2 separate regions of the Mus musculus genome follow, and region 2 is linked to region 1. A link is a loop called in an ENCODE intact Hi-C map of the cell type or tissue named here. Cell type or tissue: left cerebral cortex. All regions are shown on one strand. Each heading gives the region's core, and the rest is flanking DNA. Links, peaks and the distances in the headings are about the cores only.

Region 1 (7,862 bases), core at 1,341-6,340:
TCTCTCCCTCTCTCCCTCTCTCCCTCTCTCCCTCTCTCCCTCTCTCCCTCTCTCCCTCTCTCCCTCTCTCCATCTCTCCCTCTCTCCCTCGCTCCCTCTCTCCCTCGCTCCCTCGCTCCCTCGCTCCCTCTCCCTCTCCCTCTCCCTCTCCCTCTACCTCTCCCTCTCCCTCTCCCTCTCCCTCTCCCTTTCCCTCTCCCTCTCCCCTCTCTGATGGTTGGATATTATAGGCCCAAGGAGTGGCACTATTAGAAGATGTGGCCTTCTTGGAGTAGGTGTGTCACTGTGGGTGTGGGCTTTAAGACCCTCATTCTAGCTGTCTGGAAGCCAGTATTATCCTAGCAGCCTTCAGATGAAGACTCCTCAGCTCCTCCTGCACTATGCCTGCCTGGATGTTGCCATGCTTCCACCTTGAGGATAATGGACTGAACCTCTGAACCTGTAAGCCAGCCTCAATTAAATGTTGTCCTTATAAGAGTTGCCTTGGTCATGCATGGTGTCTGTTCACAGCAGTAAAACCCTAACTAAGACATGCACACACACACACTCTCTTTCTCTCTGCTCTCCTCCCACCTCTCTCATGTGTGCATACACAGACACATACACACAGAGAGAGACAGACAGACAGACAGACAGACAGACAGACACACTTGGGAACAATAGAACAAGAGAGACCAGGTGGAATAGAGGGGACTTAACAGGAGATAATGGGAGGCTTTAATAAAAGAACATAGTGTAGGTGCGTGGAATTATAAAAGAATGAAACAGTAAGTCAACAAAACTGTACTCTTTGACAATATTTTTCATATGAACGACTGAGAGAGAAAGGGAGGGAGCAGAGAGAGAGAGAGAGGGATATGCATACACAGATCAGTTCATCTTGATTCCGCCCTGTCCTTTCTGAGATGTATGACACTTCATTCAGGCTTATAAAGAGCCACTCTGGGGCATCTCAGCTCAGTGTAGGCTGGAGTGAGCACCCTGAAAACTGCAGCCACTGCTCCACATGCCATCCCCCTTCTCAGCCTTGCAAACCAGGCAAGGTCAGTGTGACTGCAAATGAGGGACCCTAGAATGGCAGCTGGAGGGAGCCTGAGATGTGAGACCAACCGGCAGAAGGAAGTGGAGTGCAGCTGCTGGGATGGACAGTCATTGGCAGTCCCGCGTGTAGAAACATCTACCCGTGCGCTCAGTGCTGTCTGTATCTGTACCCACCCTGCAGCAGACACTCTCAGTCACTGATGGTCACAAAAGACGCTCATACTCAAACACATACTCAGGTCATGATGGACCAGGACGCAGGGCTGGAGAGAGGGCATTCGCTGGTTGTCTTGGATAGACCTGGTCTGGTCTAGGCTGGGGCTCCTAGACTTCCTACTAGGATGCTCTGGGAACCCAGTGGCCTCACACCTGCTCTCCCAGCAGGTCAGCCAGAGTCTAAAGTGAATCTGAAATTGGCCACTGCTGTCCAATGAAAAATTAGAGGCGTGAGAAAGAAACCCAGCTTCCTCATAGCCTGCCCTACCCTGCCCTGCCCTGCCCCGCCCCGCCTCCATTCACCCCTTTTCTTCACGTGCCCCAGGCAACTAAGGACTCACATTCATTCATAAGCAGATACATTCCTCCCTATACATCTCCCACTAGAAGGGAAGGCCAGAGGGTCTGTAACCAGGGGATGGACTAGAGAACAATGAATGCTGGATGCCTGTCTCTATGCAGCTCAATCTTGCCCTTAAGTGAGAAGTCCCACAGAGCTGCAGCGGTGGCAGGTGGCAGAGGACTTTGGAGTAACACACCAAGACAGTTTTCCACAAAAGCACAGGGGTGAACAGCTAGATATGACTGTGTCCTGGCCTTGTCTCTACCCCAAGTTCTCATGTAGGTGGACAAAACACCTTCCTGCTGGGTCATAGGCGTGAAGGATGCCCAGTACTTACCATGAGTCTGCTTCATCTCCTCTCCCTGCCACTCCTCCCTTATCCTCCTCCTCCTCCTGGTACCCCTCCTCCCTGCTTTACTCCCTCCTCTATCCCCTCCCCTCTCCTCTCCTTTGCCCTCCCTAGTCCTGCCCTCTCCTTCTCTACCCTCCTCCCTGCTGTCCCTTGGTTGCTGCGGGTGCTTTGCCGCCCCCCGCCACCACTGCCACTCCACCTCCCGGTGCCGAACGAAGCTGCAGTGATAACTCTGATGTGCATGGTGGAATCGCTGCCTGGAAACCCTGCGATTTTGCCGGGTCGGTCCTTTGCACCCTAGCATACTGCTAACACCGGGACTATCCAGTGACCCAGTCTAGACTGCTGAGCTGAGTCCTGTGAGCCCTCGGGCACCGGGGCCATGGAGTCCCGAGGTTGTGCTGCGCTCTGGGTGCTGCTGCTGGCGCAGGTCAGTGAGCAGGTGAGTCCTGGCGCTAGGACCAGCAGAGTCTGATGGCTGCAAGTGCATTCCGCCCTTGGCTGAGCTCTGCAGTGCCCGCATTTTCACTGAGGTGTCCTCGTTTTTTTTTTCCCCCTAGCAGACACCTGCGTGCGCCCTGGGACTCGCAGCTGCAGCGTCTGGGAGCCCGGAAGACCCGCAGCCTCCCCCATTCTCTGGGTCCAGCTGGCTGGAAACCGGTGGTAAGTTCGCGCGGTGGGGGCTCTCGGTTCCTCACAGGTAAGCAGCCAGCAACCCCCTATGCTGGTCTGCAAGTCTCCTGGGACTCAGGACGCCAAAAGCTTTGAAGATGCTATCTTGCTCTTTCTATTCATTTCGAGCACAAGATCATGCTCAAGAATGACTTCCGACCAACGTCTGTATCCTATTTCCTAGTAAAATGATAATGGCTAGCCAGAGTTACATTGGGGGAGTGAGATATCTGGGTGTAGGAAGACTCCAGATCACTCTATATATTGACATCATTAATGTATACACCAAATCTATTATAAGCAACGTAGTCCCCACTCCAGCATCTTCCCCCCTCTCCTTTCTTTCACATTGAAGCTTTCTCCACTTTGACTGTCACAGGAGGAGACAGAAGGCAACCTCATTAATATCGCTTTAATGTTAATTAATAGCACAGGGGACATCCAAAGGATGTGTCCTGGACCTCCTTGAACATGAACTCGAATTCAAGTCTTCTGCAAGGTTCAGCCACCTCAGTGATTCACAAGTGGGTTTCCCCTGTGAGGTGTCCTAGCAATGACACCTGGTGACTGAGAAAGCAGGCCATTGCACTTGCTAGGAGGTTTGTGCTGGGTCCACAGCAAATGCAGGATTTTACTCACCCTGTCCTTTCCTGGGATGAATTAGCTTGAGATTGTTAGCAGAAATGGCGACCAGAGGCGAGCCAGGTTTAATCTTTTCGGCAGATTTTTAGAATATGTACAGGATTAAACAATTGACACTTCGGAAACCCTCATTATCGCTTCCTTCATCAGGATAAACTTACAAGAACTGAATTCCTCCTACTGAAAACAGGGTTTAAGAAGGGATATATGAGTCTCGGCTCTAGGACTCTGAGTGCCACTGGAGGGCGCCAGACCCAAACAGTACAGTGGTTTAGAAGGCAAGGGAAAGCCTATTGTGTTTGAAACCCACCCTCTGTCACCTGCATCTCCAACCCTCTTCTGATCCTCTTACTTCGAATTCTGACACATCATGACCTTACAAGGAATGTTCATGCTCTAACTTTGGACTTTGCACTACTTTCAGAATAAAACTTAAAAAAAAAAAATCCATAGGGACTCGAGGCATTTCAGACATTTATTTATTATGTGTGTAGGGTGCATGGCACTGTGGAGGTCGGAGGACAACTTGTGGGAGTTCAAGGATCAAATTCTGACTGTCTTGCTTAGCATGGAGCAGGCTGAGCAATCGAGCCTTGCCACTCGGGACACGTTTATTGCACTAACGAAGTGTTATCCAAGATGATAACATTATAGACAGAACGCTATTCAGGAAGAGAGGACAAGCTTAGTGCCTGAGGCCACAGGCAGGCTTCTCATGCCTGGCGCCTCAGTCCCGGATCCCAATGGCAGTGTTTCCATGGACTTTCACTTGCCTGGTCAGAGCGTGCACAGAAGGTGTGAGTCCTTGCAAGGTGGAGCTGACTTTGTGAAGGCAGGATACCTTCACCCTTTCCTGGTTATCAAAAGAGAAAGAGGCAGAGAGAGCAGACAGCAGTCACACAGCAGAGGCAAGGTGTGGCAGAGCACCTGTGACCTTCAGATCTGCATATTGTGCACGGCCCATCTCCATGATATAAGATAATTTCTTAATTAACTCTTTGAAGCTGTTTTGAGTTTGGGCTAAAGTGAGACCTGTAAGGGTTCTGGCTATTTTGCTGCCTTTGTGAAGTAATTATGCAGTAGGGAAGAGAGCCTCACGCACCCCTTGAGACAATGATGGATAACTAAATTGAGATAAGTTGGATTATCAAACACGAATGTATCAATTTACATTTTGATGACTCTATTGCTTTTTATTTCTTGTTTCTTCAAAGGTTTCCTTCCATATTTGTCATTGCAATAACATCTATGGTTTCTGCCAAGAGCATGGCACAGGTTTTTAGCTTTTTAAAAACTTTGGGTTTCCAGATCTCAAGGCAAAGCTCAGAAGTTCTTTAGGCTTTTGACTGGGAGGATAGAGAGATTGTTCAGAGGCTGATGGTACTTACCACCTCTGCTTCCCTCTGTTCTCATTCCATTGCCCCAGGTAGTCTCATTTGTAATTTTAATAATATATATGAATATAAGATTTACACATGTGTACAAATTATCATCTTCCAAATAAGAAAAAGTGGTATATATGTTTTTATGGGTCTTATTTTGCTTACTTTGATAACCTGTGGTTACGTACATATATTTTCCTGCAAGCAAACGACTTAGCTCTTTAGCCCTTCTCTAGTGTGTGTGTGTGTGTTTGTGTCTGTCTGTCTGTGTGTCATCTGTCTGTCTTTTTGCCTATCATTTTCCATATCTGTTCGCATGACCAACACCTAGGCTGACTCCATAGCTTGGCTACTGTGGAAACTGTCCAATGTCTCTGAAGGATGCTGACTATAGTGTGTTGACTGGGTCTGAGTCCATATCCAGGATTTGTGTGGCTGGATGCTATGGCTGGAATCATCTCTCTATGGACAACGAAGCTCATGAATTAGGCTAACAACAGTGACTTGTACCTCTTGCCTTTATTCCATTACCTCTGAAGGAGGGGGAAGTAGCCAGAAGTGATATGAATCCTGTGAGGATTCGGATGTGCTAGCTAACAATACCCCAGCCAACCTGCCTGCCCCACAGAGCAGAGAGCAGTGGCGGTGTCACATGAGGGAAAATACTTTGGTGAACTGCAAACCAATGGATGCACCTATATTCACTCTTCAGACTTGCTGAGTCCTGCTGTGCTTCCCCCCCCCCCCTTCGCCATATACCAGGTTGTCTGATCCTCCATTATCCTACACAAAATGTTATAGAAGCCAGAGTGTCTTACCCTACCATAGCTAAATCTCCTGCTCTGGTGCAGATGCCTGCCAGAGCCTGCTAAGTCACCTGCAGAGCCTGCTGCCTCCCTATGCCAGCTGTTCCCACTTGTACAGTAGGGCTAGATGTGTAGATTATGCTTGGGACTGCAGAGAGAGAGAGAGAGAGAGAGAGAGAGAGAGAGAGAGAGAGAGAGAGAGAGAGAGAGAGAGAGAGAGAGAGAGAGCTATGACATGTGGCAGGCACCATAGCCAAAGTCTTGGTGCCCTCCAGTCCTCACCTTGCCATGGTTGTCAGCAGGAGAGAATCCCCGCCTCTGATCTTCTCTGACTCTCTTAAACCCAACCACAGAGCTTTTGTGGCTTGTCAGTGGCCATTGTCCGAACTTCTGTTTTACCTGTCTATTGCTTGTCAGGAGAGAATAGCAACACACAGACAAGTGCCTGTGCCTACTCAAAATTAATTGGTGATAATTACCTTGATATCGCTCACCTATAACCAAGTCATACTTTATGCATGAGTCTGAAAAATGTGTCCACTCATGCTGAGTCAGAGGCAGAGACCGGTTACCAAGCATCTAGTAGAGCTACCTCTTAAGAGACGGTTGATAGACTGGAGTAGAAACGTGTGTTTACAATGTTGCAATTGGCCAAACTCCAAATGTGCTGTGCTGCCAGTGTAGAGGATAGTCTGCCAAACTGTCAGGTTAGACCTGTCTATTCCCCCTGTTTGAAGTGATGAGCTTTGCAAAGACACCTCACTGTACATTCAGAGAAAGGCCTGATACCATGCTGGCCTGTTGTGTTTAGTGATTAGGGGAGAAAAAATACAGGCATAAAACCCAGCCAAATTTCGTATATAACTGGACACACTCCATGCTTAATTACTGATTTCAAAGACTTAAACCAAGCTAGCTAATCTAAAACTAAACAACAACAAAAAAAATTTAACCTTGGCCACAGGTCTCAGCTGATGATATGGCCGAGTAGCCAGCTGTGACCCTGATCTAGATGCCCAATCCTTGGCTCCTCCCTCCTGGAAAGATCCATCCCTGGGCTGTGGACATGGGGAAAATATTGTAAATGTTAGTGATGAGTATGGAAAGACCTGTTTATCATCTTTAAAAAATTAAAAATATGATTTCCCAGAATGGCAGAGGCCATTTCAATATGCACAGGGTCAGAAAGCACCGAGCTCAGTGACATCTCTCTGCTTCCTGTGGAGGGTGGTGACTCTGGGTGCTATTGTAAAGGATGCTGTAGTCTCAGCCATGTAAGTCTGACAGAGTCTGGAGGTTTCTTTTGCTTTTCATAAGTTGTTGTAGTTGAATGCTCTTCAGACCAAGACACGGGAGAATATAATGGTGAGACCTGGCCCAGGGGTGGGCTCCCAATGTTGTCACAAGAACCCAGCTGGACAAAAGGGAGACCAGAGCAACAGGCAAGTCCACAGTGGCTCAGGGATGCAGCACGTGAGCGTTCCTCTATAGTGTTCTGTGAGTTCTGGTGTATGACCCTAGTCTGCCTGTCCTCCTGTGTGTTCAGTGATTTCAGAATTAGCAAGACTGGCTGTCATGTTTTCTGTGTTTGTTTTTGTTATTTTAATTACAGCACTAGAGGCCAACATTCTTTTCTTGTCAGTCCAGTGAAGGTTTTTATACAAAACAGAAAGTGTATGGAGAAAGGAATGCTTCACAACTTTTATAAAGCATAAGATCCCCTTTTCATTTCTCCACAGTAAGAGATGAGGGGGTGATTTCAACATCCACCCAGTCTCAAATTCACGTGGAGAGATAAATAACAGAGCGAAAGGAGGAAATTTTGGAAGCAAACTTCAGATAAATCTCCACTGCCATAACACTTTATTACTGACACAGCAAATTCTACTACTCATAAACGAAAAAAAAAAAAATACCACATCAAAGGAGAGCTGCTCCTTCAGGATTGCACTTCATTATTTACTCACGGAGCAGCTGTCATGTGTACTCACTGTGAGATCCTTCTCAGAACCCTGAAATTACTCAGCCTCTTCTCCTCTCTCAATTTCAGAGTATGACCTGGTGTCTGCCTATGAAGTAGACCACAGGGGGGATTATGTATCCCATGACATCATGCACTACCAGCGGAGGCGTCGGAGAAGAGCTGTGACCCAGCCAGGAGGAGATGCCCTGCACCTAAGGCTTAAGGGCCCTAGGCATGACCTCCACCTCGACCTCAAAGCTGCCAGCAACTTGATGGCTCCTGGATTCATGGTGCAAACTCTGGGGAAGGGAGGCACCAAGTCTGTACAGATGTTTCCACCAGAAGAGAACTGCTTTTACCAAGGATCCTTAAGGTCCCAGGGGAATTCCTCAGTGGCCCTTTCTACCTGCCAAGGTTTGGTGAGTACAGATAGCACTGGCTGCCC
Region 2 (6,744 bases), core at 114-5,113, 73 kb after region 1:
CTCTTGGGGTGCTGAGTGGATGAAGGCATGAATGAGAATTCATCCAGGTCACCACTGCTATGTAGATTAGGAACTGGGTTTGGGAACAGCAGCCCTCTATGGGGCCCAGTTTCTGGGCAGTGTTATTGTCAGTCAGTGAGGTCACTTTTCAGCTATCGTAATGATCTCCACATGATAGACAGTGCAGATGAGCTGCAGCAGGGCAGGGGAATTCAAGCATCCCCAAAATCCCTAAGTCTGGGAAACCAACCCAAAAAATCTATTAGAAATCTGGGAAACCTAAATTCTTTCAGTGGTAAAATCTTCCTTGCACTCATGTATTCCTGTATTCAGGTATTCAGGTGGTCATGTTCTTCCTCCCACCTCAGGTAGAGATTTGCAGTATAATTAATGAGTAATCTATACAGCATGGTCCCAAGCCCTGCAGGGAGCCATACCCAATAGCAGACTTGTTAGAATTGACCTTTCGACCCTCACACACGACAGCACTACACTATTTCTTGCCCTGAGGATTTGCAGCAAGGGGACAAAGACTATGATTGCTTTGTTTCTGAGTGGTTTTTATTCTTTTACATACCTTGATAGAAAATATGAAGAGAGCAAGAATTATAGGAGTGGTAATAAGTGCCTCAAATTTTACAGCCTTGCATAGATCTAAGCTCTATGAATCACTGATGGGAGAGTTTCTGTGCAGTGGTAATAAGTTCCCGTTACAAGTCCACTTCTGCAGAGCCTGTGTGACTACACTAACAACCAGCTTACCAAGTCAGTATTGGTCTAAGGTTTACTCTAGCACAGTCTTCCAGCTTTAACTTAGGGCCCGAGCACCACACCTGGGGAGGAATTGCTACGGGAGACAGATAGCACATCCCAAGAAAAAGATCCCAGGAGACCAGGACCAGCCATGCTGTGCACATACCAGGATCCATCTCCTATTTGTTAACTACCCCATGTTGGAAACTTGTTTGACTGGAATGGGAGGAGGATTTTGTCACATGGTTGGTGATGTTGTCACATGTATCATCCTTTCTTTCATGAATGATTATGATGACCTCGTGGGGCCTCCAGAGGGTTGGCTGTGACAATGTCCTTGGATCAGATGCAACAGAGGACTCCTGTGGGGTCTGCAAGGGGAATAACTCAGACTGTGTCACGCATAGAGGGCTCTACAGTAAGCACCATTCCACCAACCGTGAGTACCTCTGAGTCGAGTACATCTGTGCAAGGAGGGATTCAGCCAGGGATTTTGCTGGGTGGCGCTAAGGGAGAGGAAACGGGATGCTTAGAGGGCTGAGGTCTTCCAGGGAGGATTTTCCTTTTGTCAGTCTGTAGGTTGGGCGACCCTTTCACAGGGGTTATACAAGAGGATTGGAAAACACTGGTATTTACATTATAATTCATGCAGTAGCAAGATTACAGTTATGAAGTAACACCAAAAATGATTTTTTTTGGGGGGGGGGCTACCACAATGTGATCAACAGTGTTAAAGGGTTGCAGCGATAGGAAGGTTGAGGACTACTGACCTGGAGCTTCTGTTTTTACCTGGTAGTGGATAGGAGGTTCTTTGATTTAAAGTGATCCTTAGCAAGACTGCACGTTACAAGATTACGCCTCCAACCAATGATGAAAAGGGACACCTACAAGTGTCTATAGCAGAACGAGAGGCAGATCTGTCCGTTCGGAACATAGACTCTCACATCCAATTGTGGAGAAGCTAGATTAAACTAAACATGGCATTCCTCTATCCAGAGTACTACCACATGGTAACCATTCCTTCTGGAGCTCGGAGCATTCACATCTACGAAACAAACATCTCTACCTCCTATATTTCTGTGCGCAATTCTCTCAAGAGATATTACCTGAATGGACACTGGAGTGTGGACTGGCCTGGGCGATACAAGTTTTCGGGTGCCACCTTCAACTACAAACGGTCCTACAAGGAGCCTGAGAATTTAACCTCCCCTGGACCAACCAATGAAACTCTGATTGTGGAGGTAGAGACCAGCTTTAGGTTCTGGGGCTAATGAACTGGGGCTTTTGTAGGGTTGTTGTGGTGGTTTTAATTGCATGTATGCAGAATTGTAGCTATCAAGAATCAGGAGCAATCCATGCAGCAGGCTCAAGGGGGCAGTAGACTTTTTGCTATTGTCTTTCCTTGCTTGATTTAGGAGCCTGTACATGTACTTACCTGTGTTCCAGTCTCTGGGTCTTTATCAGTAGATCTTATGAGTGGTAGCTGTTTTCTTTTAATTATTTTATTTAGCATACCACTTAGAGTTTTTTTTTATGACATATCTGAACACATATGCCCTTGGGCTTTGTTATGACATATCTGAACACGTATATACTTGGGCTTTGTGTGTTTTCATTCCCTCACTGTCCCTTCTTCCCCAACCCCCATGCTGCTCTCCAACCACATAGTCTCCCTTCTCATTTAAGGTCATGGTTGGAGAGAGAAAGATGATAGATAAATAGAAATGTATAGATGGATATATAGGTAGATAGGTGATGATGAATATAGATGATGCATGACGGATGGATGGATAGATAGATAGATAGATAGATAGATAGATAGATACATAGATAGATACATAGATAGATAGATACATAGATACATAGATAGATACATAGATACATAGATAGATACATAGATACATAGATAGATACATAGATACATAGATAGATACATAGATAGATATACATAGATAGATACATAGATAGATAGATGATACATGATTAGCATAAATCATATAAAAATGTGATTCTGTCTCTCTTTCTACTCCTGTGCCTTGATTCCCTTCTTTCCTATTGTAGTGCATTCATTCTGTCACCATATCATCCCTTGTTGACTTTCATGTCATGTAAGTGTCAACTGTGCTCTTGGGGTGCTGAGTGGGTAAAGGCATGAACAGGAATTCATCCAGGTGACCACTGCTATGTAGATTAGGAACTGGGTTTGGGAACAACAGACCTCTAAGGGGTCCAGTCTCTGGGCAGTGTTATTTTCAGTAAGTGAGGCCACTTTTCAGCAATCGCAATGATCCCCATGCAATAGACAGTGCAGATGAGCTGCAGCAGGGCAGGGGAATTCAAGCATCCCCAAAATCCCTAAGTCTGGGAAACCAACCCAAAAATCTATGAGAAATTTGGGAAACCTAAATTCTTTTTGCATATGTACACATATGTGAAAATTCCAGATATGAGAGGAAACAGAAATGTTTGGGGGCTTATTTACTCCTATTATGATCTCAAGTTCCATCCATTTCCCCTAAGTAACATAATTTCATTTTTCTTTGTGTCTGAACAAAGCCTGGTTGAGTATATGTACCACACAGTACTTAGCCACTTCCCTGTTGATTGCCAGTGTGACTCCATGTCTTGGCCATTGTGGATAGTCTTACAATAGCCAGGCATACACATGCATCCCTGTGATGTGCTGGCCTAGATCCTTTTTTTTTTTCCTTACATCATGGAGGACTGTAGCATGTGGTACTCTAGGGTTCATTCTCTGAAGAAACCTTACACTGCTTCTACCATGGCTGCGTCACTTTTCTTTCAAACAGCTGCCTATCCTCTTTCCCTATAGTCTTGACGACATTTATTAACCATCACTGTCACATGATTTCTTGATGATAGACATTCTGACAGCAATGAGAAACTTAGAGCAAATCCAATTTGCATTTTCTTGAAGACTAATGATGTTGGACTCATTTATAAGTTGGGTGATTATTTGCATATCTTGCTCTTGGTGATTGTCAGTTTTGTTCATTTGCTTACTTACTGATTAGATACTTTGAGATTGGGGAGTTAGCTTTATGATACTTTATACATATTATTCGTCTTCCATTCATTCTTTCATTCATTATTTCATTCTTTATCTGGTGCATGTGAACAAAGATTTTCTATCACCTTCTCTCCTCTGATGATGCTGTGCTGTTCTTTTTTAATTGATTTTTTTTCATAGACTATATTCTGGTTAAGGTTTTCCCTCCCTCAGTTCTTCCCAGATCTCCCAACCTCATCACGGAGCAAATTTCATTCCCTTCCTTTCTCTGTCATTACAAAACAGCAATCTTATATAGACAATAATAGTAATAATTGTTTGTTTTATCCTATTCTCTTCTGTTTACATTTTATCTTTATGAATAATATTCTTGAATATTATTCAATTCTATTTATCAACTTTGGCTATTTCTTGAGCCATGGAGGCCTGTTTGAATTGTTTACCTACAATTATACCACAAATGTAGTCTATGCTTCCCTCTAATTTTAAAGCCATTGATACATTTTGTGGGGTTTCATTTGTTTCTTTGCCTGCCTGCTTGCTTGCTCACTCTCTTTTTCTTTCTTTCTTCCTTCCTTCCTTCCTTTCTTTCTTTCTTTCTTTCTTTCTTTCTTTCTTTCTTTCTTCCTTCCTTCCTTCCTTCCTTCCTTCCTTCCTTTCTTTTCTTTTTTTCTTCCTTGCTTGTTCAATTGCTTGTTTAACAAGATGAGAGCTCTGAGTCTAGTTTAAGTGTGCTACACATGGATATGCAGTTTCTCTAGCCCTATTGAAGATGCTATCTTCTCTCCGGTGTATGTTTTGGAAACTTTGATGAAATTCAGGATGCTCTATCTGAAAGAGTTTATTTCATTTATTATTTTATTTCATGGGTCTCTATGTCTATTTTTGATCTTTACTAAGCTGGTTTTGTTACTAAGCTGAAAACCTAGCTATTATGATACCCTCAGCATCGTTCTTTCTCTGTGGATCACACTGCCCATCCAGGATGCTCTATGCTTCCAGAAAAGTTTCAGAATTATTTCTCATATCCTCGTGGAGGATGTCATTGGAATTTTGACAGGGATGTCATTGCATCTGTAGATCGCTGTTAATGGTATAGCCTTTCTCATCGTATTAATATTGCTGAATCATCAATTCTTTATCCATTGTGGTTCTTTTTCAATTTCTTTATAAAGTGTGTTGATGATTTCAGTATTTAATCCCATCAGCCATATAGTTTTCTATATTCCTAGAAATTCCTCTTAGGTATTATGAATGGAATTATTTTCCCGACCTCTGTGTTGTCATATTTGCTATTTGGAGAAACGCTTCTGATTTCTCTATATATTTTCAATGATTTCCATTGGATGCTGATTTATTCTGACTCTTGAATGGTATTTCTGTTAAGTCCCTATGATCTATGTGTGGTATAAGTCTGAATTTTCTTTGTGTGCTTTTTCTTTTTGTCCGAATGCTTTATTTGTTACTATGTTTCCACATTTGTGGAAAGCATGGTAATGAGGTCACCCATTGTTACCATAGCTGGACAAATCAATGCCTTTATGTCTATTTATATTTGTTTTCTGGAGTTGGGCTTATCAGTGTTCGTTGCCTGTGTATATAAGATTTCTATAATACCTTGGCAGGTCATTTTCTTAATTAATATGTCACTATCTTCTGTATCTCTCCTAATTTTGGCTTTATGTCAGTTTATCAGAGAGCATAGCTGTCCCTGCCCATTTTCAGCTTTACCTCCGTACCTTCACTTTCAGTATGGATGCATCTTGGCCAGAAAGTAGTGGGTATTTCTTTAAAAAAAAACAAAAACAAAAAACAAAAAAAAACAAAAACAAAAACAAAACAAAACCACAAAACTATCTAGTCTTACTTTTTACCTCAACCAGCTGCTCTACATCTTCCAACTGGACAGCTGGAGATTCACTATTGAGAGGGATTGATCATTGAGTCCTGTAATTTCATGGGCTCTTTTCTTAGTAGACTCATTTCTTCCTTTTCTTTCTCTTGTATTCATATTGGGTTTCTCTGGTGTACTGTGTGAGATGTTCTTATGTCTCCTCATTTTGGGTCTCTTTCCATATGAAAATCATTCTTTCCTATGTGCCTGTGATGGATTCTGCCCTCCTTCCTTTTCTGTATGTACATTTCCTTTAAACATCCTCTACAAGTGCTGCTGATGGCCAAGTCAAGCTTCAGCTGGTTCTCGTCTTGAAATGACTTTCGTTCTCTACAGTTACTGTGGTATTTATTTACTCATTCATTTGTGTGTATCCTTTCTAACTTCAGAAAAAAATTGTGTGTTGCATGTGTCTGATACACTTTTAGAAAACAGACAGTATTTTGTCAACATGGTTAGTTTTGTAAGCTATTATTTTATATAGTTTAAAGCAAAGTCCTTATCAGTTTGTCATTGATTTTACTGTACTTCACTTTATGTCTTCTTTTCTTCTTCTGTAGCTTTTGTTCCAAGGCAGGAACCCTGGTGTGGCCTGGGAATTTTCATTGCCAAGGTCAGGGGCTAAGAAGACTCCAGCTGCCCAGCCCAGCTACTCATGGGCCATCGTACGCTCTGAGTGCTCCGTCTCCTGTGGAGGGGGTAGGTCACTTCTTATGCTGCGCTGGAGGTGCGATGTAGATACAGAATGAAATCAGGTCATGGGTCATGAAAGATAGAAGCATATGTATAGAGCAAGAGTCTTAATCCACGCTTATTAATGAAGTAAACTGTAAAATAATTTGCCATCCCCTTGTATACTCAGATCCACCAAGAAATTTTATGATGTTATAAAAACTTGTAATGACAATGAGAAGAAACATCACTGCAGAAAACCATAATAGATAATAGACTTACTACTTTAATATCACAGAAATTTAAGAGTGTGAGATGCAAGAAACAATTCTGTTTTTTATTTGTTGGGATTTCCTTTCTAGTTTAATAGATCATCTGATATATTAACAGATCT

Evidence for each region. A loop is a pair of places that touch in the nucleus more often than their neighbours do. Peaks named below come from ENCODE experiments on the same cell type or tissue, not always from the same donor. Only the 100,000 strongest peaks of a DNase experiment are listed, where the experiment ranks them.
Region 2: it touches region 1 in a loop (2.5-fold over the local background); 4 of 42 quality-filtered maps call a loop at or near these places.

What each region holds. Positions count from the first base shown.
Region 1 is chr13:70,836,022-70,843,883 of GRCm38, reverse strand. Adamts16 (a disintegrin-like and metallopeptidase (reprolysin type) with thrombospondin type 1 motif, 16) reads left to right here and starts at 2,073. Exons shown (of 23, transcript NM_172053.3): 1 at 2,073-2,394; 2 at 2,513-2,615; 3 at 7,505-7,836. The coding sequence starts at 2,335. Gm36529 (predicted gene, 36529) reads right to left here and starts at 3,434. Exons shown (of 4, transcript NR_167928.1): 1 at 3,264-3,434. In left cerebral cortex, for the core only: CTCF peaks have their summits at 2,160 and 3,504 (motif pointing right); DNase peaks (open chromatin) are centred at 2,196, 2,710, 3,498 and 3,786; H3K4me3 peaks cover 2,495 bases; H3K27ac peaks cover 649 bases.
Region 2 is chr13:70,763,048-70,769,791 of GRCm38, reverse strand. It overlaps Adamts16 (a disintegrin-like and metallopeptidase (reprolysin type) with thrombospondin type 1 motif, 16), which reads left to right. Exons shown (of 23, transcript NM_172053.3): 15 at 1,069-1,192; 16 at 1,750-1,994; 17 at 6,239-6,377. Among named protein-coding and RNA genes, the nearest start is that of Gm36607, 60 kb to the right of the region's middle. In left cerebral cortex, for the core only: a CTCF peak has its summit at 2,113 (motif pointing right); a DNase peak (open chromatin) is centred at 2,120.